Linked DNA regions of Homo sapiens: region 2 is linked to region 1. Evidence: chromatin contacts called from ENCODE Hi-C or POLR2A ChIA-PET data. All regions are on one chromosome and are shown on one strand. The core of a region is the stretch at or near the end of the contact, and the rest is flanking DNA. Distances in the headings are between cores, read along the strand shown.

The links. Hi-C counts contacts between places; a loop is a spot of excess contacts on that map. ChIA-PET counts read pairs that join two places held with the same protein, here RNA polymerase II (POLR2A). Pooled maps may share reads with other maps.
Region 2: a map of B cell shows a loop between it and region 1 (2.9-fold over the local background). The contact joins two enhancer-like sites. A Hi-C loop is called at or near these places in 1 of 168 maps with a recorded cell type or tissue (B cell), 1 of 37 single-sample maps with no recorded cell type and 3 of 50 pooled maps. POLR2A ChIA-PET finds 5 or more read pairs at or near these places in 2 of 52 experiments (CD4-positive, alpha-beta T cell and activated B cell).

What each region holds. Positions count from the first base shown.
Region 1 is chrX:113,743,916-113,750,653 of GRCh38, reverse strand. No RefSeq gene overlaps it. Among named protein-coding and RNA genes, the nearest start is that of XACT, 130 kb to the right of the region's middle. Within about 2 kb of position 3,178, at least 2 of the 41 ENCODE cell types and tissues checked have a DNase peak (open chromatin) inside an H3K27ac peak, as active enhancers do; they include B cell, where a contact is called at or near this core.
Region 2 is chrX:113,781,633-113,788,370 of GRCh38, reverse strand. No RefSeq gene overlaps it. Among named protein-coding and RNA genes, the nearest start is that of XACT, 170 kb to the right of the region's middle. Within about 2 kb of position 3,435, at least 2 of the 41 ENCODE cell types and tissues checked have a DNase peak (open chromatin) inside an H3K27ac peak, as active enhancers do; they include B cell, where a contact is called at or near this core.

The DNA.
Region 1 (6,738 bases), core at 1,929-4,428:
TGGAGACCTCACTGCACATCCTGCCTCTGTTCCTGTTAGCTGTTGTGACCTTGGGCGCATGATTTATTTCTCCCTCTGTGTTCTGTAAAATGTGAAATAAATGAGTTAGACTTTATATGTGTTCCCAAATACGTTCCACAGGTGTTATACAGATGTGATACACTTGCACAATAATGGTTTGATGGGTAAATATTTTTGAAAATTTGACTTTAACAAATGAAACAGTTTATTTACAGGTTAACATGTCAGAACACTTAATGTATTTACATGTACTGTAAAACTCTAAAAAGGAGTTGAAAACGAAGTGTTTTACATACTTACTTGACCACACACTTTTTTTTGAGGGATATTTGATTTACTTAATCCTTTGCAGAACGTAGGACTAAGTGATTTTTTAAGCTATTCTATCTAACTCCAAAATGCTTTGAGATCTATAGTGCCTAGCCAAGGTGACTAAGAAAGAGGTGAAACAATTAAGTAGGTATAAAATGGAAGAGACAGGGAAACATTCAGTTTGGGGATTAAGAGGTCTTATGTGCCTTGGTTCACAAATGAAAGCACTTGTTGACATGATGATGGAATTATAAAGTCCTCCAGAATATGTAGTAAGTAACTTTACAAGAGACATAAACATAAAGCATTGGGAGTCTGAATTTGCAGCTCAGTGTCAGCCAGGTAGCTTATCTTGCCGCATGTTTATTGTGGTTTAAAATTGCTGTCTTTAGTTTTGAAAATTCATAATCATGAGACCTTCTTGCACTGCTTCTCCATCAAATATTACTTTTTTTTTCTTTTTTCTGTGGTTTGGTTATACATTTAGAACTCCAATTGAGTGCAATGGGTTGACTAGTACACCAGGTTCCCTACTTTCCTTATTGCTTTTTATCCTTAGTCTTTTTTGTCACACCATGTTCCTTTGCCCCACTCCATTTCTGGCTCATTGTCTGATTGCAAGCAAATCACTTAATCTTTCAGCAGATCAGTTCCTCTGTGTATAGAACCAGGATGATATGGTTACCTCCTGCCCAACTTGGATGGATGGTATAAGGATTAATGGAGTGAACCATTGAAAAGAAGTTGTAATCCCTAAGGGAGGGGAATCCTAGAAGTAGAATCCATTGTCCTCATTATTATGTTTCAGTTTTGTTGCAGAATAAGCCAGCATCCACATTTTTACAACCAGAAATCTTAGCACACAGGTGGGAACTGTAATTATTTAAAAATTGCAAGTGTTGAAACGTAGTTTAGCTATTTTTTCCATGGAATCACAAAATTGTAGTTCCAAAAATTGTCTCCACACATATGTGCCTCTTTTATAGAGTTCCTAAATGTGTTCATGAACTGTGTTTTTGAAGATGTTTCTCTCCAATTTGTTGAAATGATGGAGAGGCTATTTTACAATTACGTTATGTTGTCAGGCCTTAGTGTTAAGTGAATCAATACTGACATCGATCTTTTTTCTCTAAGACAGGAAGAGACATTATGTGCAACTAAAGTTAGGTAGAAATTCTGAGTCTAAGCTATTGGTGTTACTTTGGCATAATGTGAAAATCAAATAAAATCCTTGATATTTGTGATAGGTGCCCTCCTAGGGAAAGAGAGGAAAGCTGTTTGGGGTTTTCATGTCTGTTTATAAATTGGAGTAGTGAAATAGACCAAAAGAAAAAAAAAAATCTTGGTTGGTTCATGGATCTAGAAGAGCAGATTTGGAATTTGTGAAAAGATGTTTTAATTGTGGGACTTTTAATAATAGATTCATTCATTCCAAAATATTTATTTAGTACTTACTGTGTGTCATCATCTATGAATTTTAAATAGCACCATTGCTATTTCAGCACCTAATACCACTTTGTTGGGATTATTCAATGATTGTCAAGTTAATTTAAATTGGTAATGAACAAAAACAGGTTGTGCAACAGAAGATATCTTGCTTAATTTTCTTGTTTTAGGACGTTCATTCTGTTTAGAAACAGAAGAAAGGAGGCCGATGGTATGAAATGTTAAAAATGCAATTAAATGCCAGGCGCGGGGGCTCACGCCTGTAATCCCAGCACTTTGGGAGGCCGAGGTGGGCGGATCACGAGGTCAGGAGATGGAGACCATCCTGCCTAACACGGTGAAACCCCGTCTCTACTAAAAATACAAAAAATTAGCCAGGCATGGTGGCGGGCACCTGTAGTCCCAGCTACTCAGGAGGCTGAGGCAGGAGAATGGTGTGAACCCAGGAGGTGGAGCTTGCAGTGAGCCGAGATAGTGCCACTGCACTCCATCCTGGGGACAGAGAGAGACTCCGTCTCAAAAAAAAAAAAAAAAAAAAGCAATTAAATGACATTAGAAAATACTATGTTGGCACATGCAAATCATAGAGACTATTTCATGTTATATATAAGGCATGTTTGTATTGCCAGGGCACAATATCTCTGTCAAGAAATTCCAGGCAAAACCAAAGTCAATTAAGCATACCTCCAAACTTCGGAATTTACTGCCATCCTGTTGCCAATTTTTCATGTTATTTTGTTCATAGAATATTGGCTACAAAATATTTTGAGACATAACCTTTAAAATATTTGTTCTTCTCAATTAATATTATTGAACACATTAGAGAGCTTTTTGACAAATAAATAAGTAATACAACAAAGAGATGGTATTTACAATACATTTTGGGTACTTTTCAATGGTTTCCATGGCAATAGCATCATTGCCCTCAGTCTAATCACTGAGTTATTATGTTTGTCTTCAGATCTTTTCTTTATTCTCAAGTTGGCAGCTCTGACTTAGAGCAAGTGCACTTTTTACTTGTCATTAAGCACACTGTAATAATTATCAGTCTGGTTTATTGTTGGATAGTTCCACCTACCTTTATGTAACTTTGTGAGTGAAAGATAAGAAAGAAACAGGAAGTTGAGTGACCAGATTTCCTCTGGGTAATTACAATATCTCTCTGTGTGTGACTTAGAAAACACATTTAAAAATATTTTCCCAAAGAATTTTCCTTTTGCAGGTAGTCGGGGGTGGGTTCTAGTTTCTTCTTACCTAGGGATAGGCCTAGCAGAAGATGGCTGTGCACTTTTTCATTTTGCCAAATTCATCTTGGCCAAATGTTTTCTTTCCTGTAGCTATTTTGTAGTTTGAATTGCCTTCATCTATAATTAGCTTTCTCATATCCTGTTTCTCTAATCAGGTTCTTTATGGGTCCTGAAACACAGCTGGTATCCCCTGAGGGCTGATAGAGGCAGTGAGAGAATTAAAAAGTTACAAAGGGAATAATGGGATAAATACAACTTTCTGACTGTATTAAGTACTATTGGATTTATAAATCATGGATCACTATTTCTCTCATAAGAACAAGTATAGGAAGGTAGTGTACAGGTGTTTCCTTGAATGTTCTTATGTAAGAATTTCTTGTGGAATTTTAGTGATGTCCTTATTACACAACTTTATTATAACCTAATGAATTCTTTTGACATTTTTTCCCTTTTATTCCACCATTATTTTGAGCTCTTCTTACAGGTCACGGCTTTTCTACTAGTACTGGCTTTGTAATGGAAACATGGAGTTCACTGGGTGGCTCAGTAGTGGAGTTTGAAATAGAATAAAAAGAAAATTAGTTTAGATTTAGCAATGTGTGAACCTGGTATGTAAATCTTGAGTATCTGGACACTCACCTGTGTTAACTTATTTTGGTAAGGAAAGCCTAGGTCGGCTGCTGATACCAAATCTGAGTTCAGATAAATAGAACATAGACATTAATAAATAAAAAGAAATAGAAAAATAAACAAGCTCAGTGTTACATAGAAGTAAAATATGCTGTGATTTAAAGGATACTAGGAATGTGTCCCTGACTCCAAATGTCTTTTTGTACCATTTTAGTTGCTCCAATAATATTTATTAGCAATGATTAGGTTTTATCATTACTTGTCCAGTAATTCTCTTTAGCTAAAAATTTCCTTTGAACAGCACATCAGTGATTTTTTGGAATGGATGAGTTTATCAGACTATTTATTATCACAGATGTAGCTGAGGGAACATGAGGATACTGAATGGCTAGAGACAAAAAGGATGTTTTTAGCAGGAGAAAAGGAGTGTCTATGGTACAATACCTATTTTGCACGTTCGCTTGACACACACTCTTTAACCTTCAACTTTCTTCCCAAAGCTTATACTGTAGTACTTGTTCAGAGCTTTATGAGTATTTCTAAGATGATTATAGGCCAAATAAGAGACAATGTGGAAGTCTGGAAATTCTGCATACCTTGAACAGTTATGAATTTGTTCATTTTTATTCTAGATTTACATGAAGAATTCATAGGAGTGTGTAACTTGGTGATGCCTTCAGTGAAGTTGCTGATTGTCGTATTTGCCTCTTATGTCCCAATGGTCAAAACAAATGTATAACATGCCTATTCTAAAGGATTCAACAGGTGTTTTATTGGTTCTGATAGCTGGAGTCCACCTGGTGCAGCAAACAAACCCCAAATTCCAATTTCTGTTTCCATATTTTTGACATTCATTTAATGCTTAACAAGACAAACTTTTACTCCTTTATATCCAAAAAACTGAGACATGATGGCTTAACACCATTATTTCACATTCCAGAGTATAAACCCCTTAGCTTTCCATTTGCTTTCATAATTAAATCAGAATAGCACATCACTTATATAAGGTAGTCTTTCAAATATCAATGACAGCTTTTTAAGACTGTAATGTCTTCAGAAGTGAACTTTTATAAGGAAACATCTGCCAATATTTTAGCCAAGTCTCAGCTATAATCTTGATCAATCAGATCTGTTGAAGTATGATAAGTACCTAAGTGTATCAGAGGGTAAGTGGACATTTCAGCAAAGTTTTGATTGGTCAATAATGTATTCAGGAACTTAAGAAGATTTTAAGATTCATTAAATCTTCAAAATGGTCCTTTCAAACAGACAGAGTATACTTTCTGAGATGGGCATGAATTAACAGATACACAGAATTAACCTTTTATGAAGAAAATTTCTCTAGGTATATATATTGAATAATTTATTTTTGGTAGTAATTATGCAACTAATGAATTATTCTTTGCAATCACAAATGCTAAAACTAGTAAGAAGCAAATGAATAACTTATAGGCCATTGAACCTAGTCTTCAAGGCTCAAAGAGGATCTACCCATAAAAAAGACAATGGGAGCTTTAGTGCTACATGTTCCAGAAATTTAGGAAGTATGAGGTTCTGTGGATGCAACAATCATCTCAATGTAAATGTTTTAACACCTTGATCTCATCTTACCGTGTGAAATGATGAAGTTACTACAGAAAAAGAAAGATACTTACAACCTCTACTTGGACTAATTCAAACCAGTGTGAACACTTTAGAGGATGCTTCTATTTGTCCCAAATAGGGAGAGATTGGAATTTAGAAATCTTATTAAGGGTTTCACTAAATTCACAAAGTGGAGAGGGATAAAGTTTAATGTATTAATTAGGGCTAGATCAAGAAATCAGAGCCACTCTATATATGGAAAGTATGAAAGTTTTAGTTGGGGGAATTGAAAGTTATTCAACATTTGAAAGGAAAAAACAGGCGGAGCAAAGGTCAAGGAAGCCACAGCCAGTGAATTCAGCCTTCAGCATTGAAGCAGGTGGTTCTCCTAAGGTCATCCCAAAGCCACAGCAAATCCCAGGAACATTTAGAAGATTCCCTAACTATTTCAATCTGCAGCAGTGAAGTGAGCGGGTCTCAAGAATGTCCCTTGAAGCTGCTGTGAATGCCAGAAATGTTTGGAGGACTCTAACCAACTATAACTATACAAGTATGATATACAAAACAGGGATGTCGGTGATTCTTAAGAAGTTCCTTCAAACGTCATGTCTGCCCACTTGTCTGACTGCAGTTGTTTCCAGAGAGTAATGACCCCTCCTTCTCTTCTGTTTCCCATATTCTGTATGTCTTTCATTGGCAAATTTTAACATGAGGAAGGATACTCTGGGAAATGTGGTTCTCAGCTGCTTCACTGTATTGCATAGGAGACTATGAGGGTGGTTGACACAGAGTTAATACTAGACAATATAGTGTACCTATTAAGATGTAGGTAATGACAGAATTTCTTTTTCTACTAGAAAGTCTCTATTCTTTATCTATTGAAAGGAATGGCAAAAACTACAATGACTTTTGCACCAACCTAGTATGAGCATAAGGGGCAACAGTGATATTAGTCAAAGAGTCCCAGAATAAGGTAGTAAAGCTTTTGGGAGCTGATACATCACCATGATGAAACAACATGGCCATCAGAGGAGCAACATTTAATTAAGTGGGGGATGGGTTGTTGTGATACTTGTTACCAGAAAGATTCATTTTGGTGCTGGTGACATCCTTGTATACTATCCTGACAAGGCATGTTTATGTGAGTACACATAGCAGGTGGAGGCAACATCAAATAACAGAAAAGATTTCAGGTGAAAAGGAGAAATAAAAAAGGCAGTAAATCTTAAGTTTTAAAAGAAATGTTGTATATCTGAAGGAGATTTCTATATCCTCTATCTCTCAACCAACAAATTGGAACCAGAACAGAAAATTAGCAGCTTGAAAAAGACTTCCCCTGCTCAAGGGTTTGAGTTTCTAAGATTAGAGTGGAGCACACTTGTTCTATTTTTCTCCTCATTCATTAACTAGAAGCAACCTGTTGACTCGTAGAGAAGGGCAGGTTTTCACAACGTTTGGCATCATTCTTTATGGAGTGGGTCTCTTCCACTTTCAATGC
Region 2 (6,738 bases), core at 2,186-4,685, 37 kb before region 1:
TAGCTAATTGTGTTTAGTCTTTATTTAAGCAATAAAGTAGTAATACTAAATATTTCTCTCTTACTTCAGCTGACTCTATATGCCATCTCTATTTTTATCATTTTGTAAATAATTAATCATTTATGTTTTATTTTTACTTTGATTTAGTGCTTATTTAACAAAATGTTTTTATGTGTTTAGGTCTGACGGTATGTCTTCTTATTGTTGACTTTTAAATTTATTAAATTGTAGTTTAGGAGAATGAGCTAATATAATCTCTAATAGCTTAGAATAATTGAAGTAATTTATTATTTTTATTTATTATTATTACCATTATTATTAACAACTTTGTGAACAAAAGCATTTATTTAAATGTTTTATGGTTATTTGTATTCTCTATTTGTAGGATTCAAAGTTTTATATTCAACTTATTGAGATTATTATAGAAATGAGGTATATTTGAGAGGGTCAAATATTCTAAAAGAATATTTCAGACACCACCTCCTCCAGCAACAAAAATAGCTACAAACCAATATAAATTTCATGTTAGTTATTTTCATACATATTGAAAACTTTACTGTACATTAAAAGGTTGTACAGACAGCCCTCCATATCTGTGGGTTTCACATCCATGTATTCAACCAAGCATGGATCAAAAATATTGAGTAAAAAAAAAAAAATCCACAAAGTTCCAAAAAGCAAGACTTGAATTTGCCATGTGATGAGTACTACGCTGAATCCACATGAATGAAGAGATGTGTAGGACTTGTATTAGGTATTATAAGTAGTCTAGAGATGATTTGAAGTATACAGGAAGATGTGGTTAGATTTTATGCAAATAGTATGACATTTTATATCAGGGACTTGAGCATTCATAAATTTTGGTATCCCAGAGGGTTCCAGGAACAAATCCCCAACAGATATCAAGTGACAACTGTACTTGAATAAAAAGTTTTCATAATCACAGAATGTGGCATAGTGGGAAAATCATTGGACATTTAATTTTGGCATTAAGTAACTATGTAACTTTAGAAAGAATCACTTTACCTCTTTGTGCCCTTTCAAAATTAGCATAATTATTACTTAGCCTACCTCATAGGGTTGCTGTGAGTATCAAATTAGTTACGACATGGGGATTGCTGTGAAGAGTCTTATTACCATATAAATGTGAGGCATTAGTTCTACCTTGTGGGTAAATGGCGGCGGTAGCTGACTTGGGCCTGACCTAAAAATATACAATAAGAGTTACCATAGCAAATGCCTGTCAACTGGTCATTTCTCCCAGCCTACCTATGCTCAATTTTGACTATGACACCCTCTCTGGAAGTTTTCTTTTGCTCTGAAATCCTCTACTTTATTAGGTTTTTCACTTCAGTGAACCTATCTTTGCTCTTTCTCTACGTGTAATAAGCTTGGGGGCAACAGATTGTTCAGAAACACTTTTATCAACTGAAAACAAAGGGTCTAGGAAGCCTTCAGGGGTTTGGAGCATTTTAAATAATCGCTTGACATTCAGACTGTGTCTACATGACTAAAACAAATGACTGGGAAATGAGTGAAGTAGAATACACAGGGGTGTTAGTTTCATAGTATGAAAGTTATGTGTGTCCTGCAGAAAGTTACGTCAAAAGACTTACTTGAAGCACTCATATTTGGGGGAGATTGCAAGTTTGATTGCTCTTTAGTGGTCCCAATCAGGTATTAGGCTTTTTTTTTTCTGTATCTTTATTCTATTTTTCTTTCTAGATCCCCAAAAATGCGGAGGGAAAAGTGATCAAGTTGTATCTGATGTGAGTGGCTTTATGTATTAGGATACAATGTATATAGGGAAAAGATTATAAATTTAGCATGATAATACCTAAACAGTGCCTGCCTTTTTCTGGTTATATGAGCTGGACAAGTCATTTAAAATCACTCAGCCTCAGTTTCTTTACCTGTAAGGTAGACTTAATGACTATTTCTTTTCTCACAGAGTTACTATGGGAATATACTTGGAATAATGAATGCATATAAATGTTGCTATAAAGAATAAATATAAGGACTTAAAATTATTTTGGCATTCTGAATAGAAATGTATTCTCAATAGGAGTGACTGTATTATTCTTGTTTTATTTTGAAATAGCAAAAACTAATAAAAATTTAACTCAACATTCTGTCTCCTTACAGCACTTAGAATTGAGAAGAATTTGCTATTTGTTTTCTGTGATACTGAGACCTGAGAAAGTTGAAATGTACAACTTTAGTGCCAGAGGGCTAAGAACATGACAATCCAATACAAACTAAAACTAATAAAGAAAATTGTAGCCTGAGTATATGTTTCTGGTACTCTCTTCCTCCCATCTCATTGCTTACTACATTTTAGACAACTAACCACTAAAATAACCCTGATTGTTGGGGCTGGCAGATGAGCTCAGATACAGCTGTGATTGTGAGTCTTCAGGAAGAATGTGTACATTTGGGACATTGTTCTTTTTAACTACATGGACAGTTAAAGATCCAGCAATTTGGACATCAGCCAACTTCTCTTACACATCAGGGTTTACAAGCATTCAATAAGCAGGCATAGATGCCCTCAGAGTTGAAAGGTGAACATGTAAGAGTCCCTGAAATTCCAAATGATTGCAGCAGTTGGTGTGTGGGGGACTGCATTGAAAGGAACTTTTGTCAATCCAGCCAAAGTAAAGAATCTGAAAGAGAAGGAAAAAGAATCTGCGAAATATAAGAAATTCTAAAAATAAAATTAATGTATAAGAAATATCTTACCTGTTAACTTGGATGCTGATGTACTAAATTGCCATAGCAAAAGAAGAAAGATCCTCAGTTTGTGTAAAAGGTACTTTTTATAAGACACTCTCCAAAAATAAAGTGACAAATAAAGAAATAAGTAAAGAGATACTAGGCAAATGCAAACAATAAAAGAATAAGACTGGTAGTATTAATATCACAGATAGAGGCTCAAATTCAGGCCTCTCAATCTGATTCTAATTTTTTATCAAAATATATTGTAAGTGTCTAAGTTCACAAATAATAGAAGTCTATATTTCATTATTTTCAGTAGGAAAGATAATAATGCACTTCTAGCTACTATCCAAAATTCTAGTTTCCCCAGATATCATAAAAACCTGTTTAAATGCCTAAATTACAATCTACCAAGATGTCTGCATAACATAAAGCAGTTAAAACACCAGAAGCATAACACATAATAATTCAATACTAGATTAACTCAGGTGTGTTTTGGGGCAATAGCCCATGATATTGAATAGCAGGTGATATGGTTTGGCTGTGTCTGCATCCAAAGCTCACCTTGGATTGTAATAATCCCCACGTGTCAAGGGCAGGGGCAGGTGGAGATTATTGAATCATGAGGGCAGTTTCCCCATACTGTTCTCGTGGTAGTGAGTAAGTCTCACGAGATCTGATGATTTTATAAATAGGAGTTCCCCTACACAAGCTCTCTTGCGTGATGCCGGGTGAGACGTGACTTTGTTCCTCTTTCACCTTCTGCCATGATTGTGAGGCCTCCCCAGCCATGTGGAACTGTGAGTCAATTAAACTTCTTTCCTTTATAAATTACCCAGTCCCAGGTATGTCTTTATTAGCAGGGTGAGAACAGACTAATACAGCAGGTTTTTCCAATTATGTTTCTTTCTACAATGTAAAAAAACAAGTGCTGTGATATAAATGAAGAATGTCGGTGCCACTGCTTGCATTTTCCAAATTGTTAAAATCTCCAAGAAAGGGTGGGAAAAGTGATACTGATAATGTACAACAGGTTAAAACAACTGGAACACAGATACAATCCTATCAGGAGAACATTGGAGATACTGTTGTATATTTTACAGCTTCTGGAAAGGACGCTGGTGCAAGGTAATCATTTTAGTTGGAGTGCCTTTGAGGTCCTTATAGTAAATTTACAATTCACATAGTGAATTTTGAGTAAACAATTTTTTTTTTGCAATTAACTATACCAAATATTTAGAGGGTAGGACTTCAAATATTGAGTGATATCTATATTGTAAATATTTTATTTAACTGATCTGCTTTCCCACTTGACAGTGAACTCTGCAAGGTAAGGAATTCTGTCTCACTCATTCTTGTGTTCCCAGAAACTAGCACAGTTCCTGGCACAGTATATAATCAGTGGCTTATGAATGGGTGAATGAAGGAAGAATGCAGTGATTTGACTAAGGTTTTGCAGTTAGTTCTGCACATGGCATGGCTTTTGAATCTTTCGTTAAAATATTATGCTTACTTACTTGAATCTGTTTCCAACACTTTTTCAGAAGAGACAAGGCTGTTCTCAGTTAAAACATGTATTTCATTGATTAATTTGCTTGTAAAGCACCATTGTTTGTTTTTCACTAAAAGTTAATCCAGTACGATAATGTATAGTATAATAATGTATTGTGTGGTATGCAAAGCAAATATTCTAATTTACAGCCTCTATATCCCCATGGAATTAGTCTAACTCATGATTTGTAGAGTGTGCTATCTAATATTATTAAAATGATTCTGTTTGTTACAGTGTATGAGGGTCTTGGCAGTGGTTGAGTATGTGGTACTTTGGAGAAACATCTGTAATATAAATTAAAATTGGTTTAGAAGTGAAAATATTAGTATTACCAATCTGGAAGCTAATTTACTATATGATGCACAGGGGTTACATTATAAAGAAATATTTCAATGTCAAATATTTAAATTTCTTGTGGACTTTTAAAACATGACTCATGGTACATTTATAAATAAGAATAAATACATTTTGCTACCATAAATTTCTAAATATTATTTGAAATATTTTTAGATTTGTTGATTATTATGGGTTTTAAAGATTCAATTTAAAGAGAAAATTCATATGATAAAATGAACATCTTTTTTTATTATTATACTTTAAGTTCTAGGGTACATGTGCACAACGTGCAGGTTTGTTACATAGGTATACATGTGTCATGTTGGTTTGCTGCACCCATCAACTCATCATTTACATTAGGTATATCTCCTAATGCTATCCCTCCCCCGGGCCTCCACCCCCCAACAGGCCCCAGTGTGTGATGTTCCCCGCTCTGTGTCCAAGTGATCTCATTGTTCAATTCCCACCTATGAGTGAGAACATGTGGTGTTTGGTTTTCTGTCCTTGTGATAGTTTGCCGAGAATGATGGTTGCCAGCTTCATCCATGTCCCTGCAAGGGACATGAACTCATCCTTTTTTATGGCTGCATAGTATTCCATGGTGTGTATGTGCCACATTTTCTTAATCCAGTCTATCATTGTTGGACATTTGGGTTGGTTCCAAGTCTTTGCTATTGTGAATAGTGCCGCAATAAACATACGTGTGCATGTGTCTTTATAGTAGCATGATTTATATAATTACATAAAGTAGTAATGTGATGACTGGGTCAAATGGTATTTCTAGTTCTAGATCCTTGAGGAATTGCCACACTGTCTTCCACAATGGTTGAACTAATTTACACTCCCACCAACAGTGTAAAAGTGTTCCTATTTCTCCACATCCTCTCCAGCACCTGTTGTTTCCTGGCTTTTTAATGATTGCCATTTTAACTGGTGTGAGATGATATCTCATTGTGGTTTTGATTTGCATTTCTCTGATGACCAGTGATGACGAGCATTTTTTCATGTCTCTATTGGCTGCATAGTTGTCTTCTTTTGAGAAGTGTCTGTTCATATCCTTTGCCCACTTGTTGATGGGGTTGTTTGTGTTTTTCTTGTAAATTTGTTTCAGTTCTTTGTAGATTCTGGATATTAGCTCTTTGTCAGATGGGTAGATTGCAAAAATTTTCTCCCATTCTATAGGTTGCCTGTTCACTCTGATGGTAGTTTCTTTTGCCATGCAGAAGCTCTTTAATTAATCAAATGAATGTCTTAAGAGATAGTTAAACATTTCTAAAGGGGAGTACCCTTAGCTGTCCGGTTTTTCAGAGATCCTAGAATACTGGAACCATTACCATTTTGACTTAGAGTTCTTGGTGGGAAACCACAATTAAACAATACAGTATTTAGTATTTGTGTACTTAATCAGCATTAAAAATGTGATAATACACTGGAGCAAATATAAACTTTCTAGAATAGGTGTGCTTAATTGTATTTAGTGGTTCCATTTTCCCATTTTCTAAGGGAAATACTGTCCTTTTTGGTAACAAATTTGTCCCTATGGGAATGGTAGCTGCTTTTATTTTGACACATCATGAATATTTACAAATATTGCTATGGGATATATTTGTATTATTTCAATAATATCAATTTTGAGCAATCTGTATTTTAATCTCATACCCTGAAACTATTCAAGTATTTTCAATTTGGTTGCCAAGACTCTAGTTTAAAGCAAACTATGAAAGACGTAACTTTGTCCATGTTATATTATTTTTGCTATCTGCCAAGTTGGTTTGATGTCAAGGCCAGTGGTCTGATATGAGTCAACGTATAAAGAAGATAATATAGTGGTTCAAATTACATTTATTCCTATAAGTGAATAAATAAATCCAATGACAAACATCAAGATAATAAAAACTGAAAAAAAAAGTGTATGCAAACCCAGATTGGGACCAAGATTATTCATTTTAGAAAAATCAAGTTGTGTGTGCTGAGAAGGTTGGGGTGAATAAGTATGACGGGGTGAAAGGGTAGGGATGCAATCTACCAAATAATGACACATAAAACAGTCCCAACTCTAGCTAAAGGATTAAGAGAAGAATATTGCTTGACCTGGATGTTACATATCATTTCCTACCAACCTAGTCTTGTTC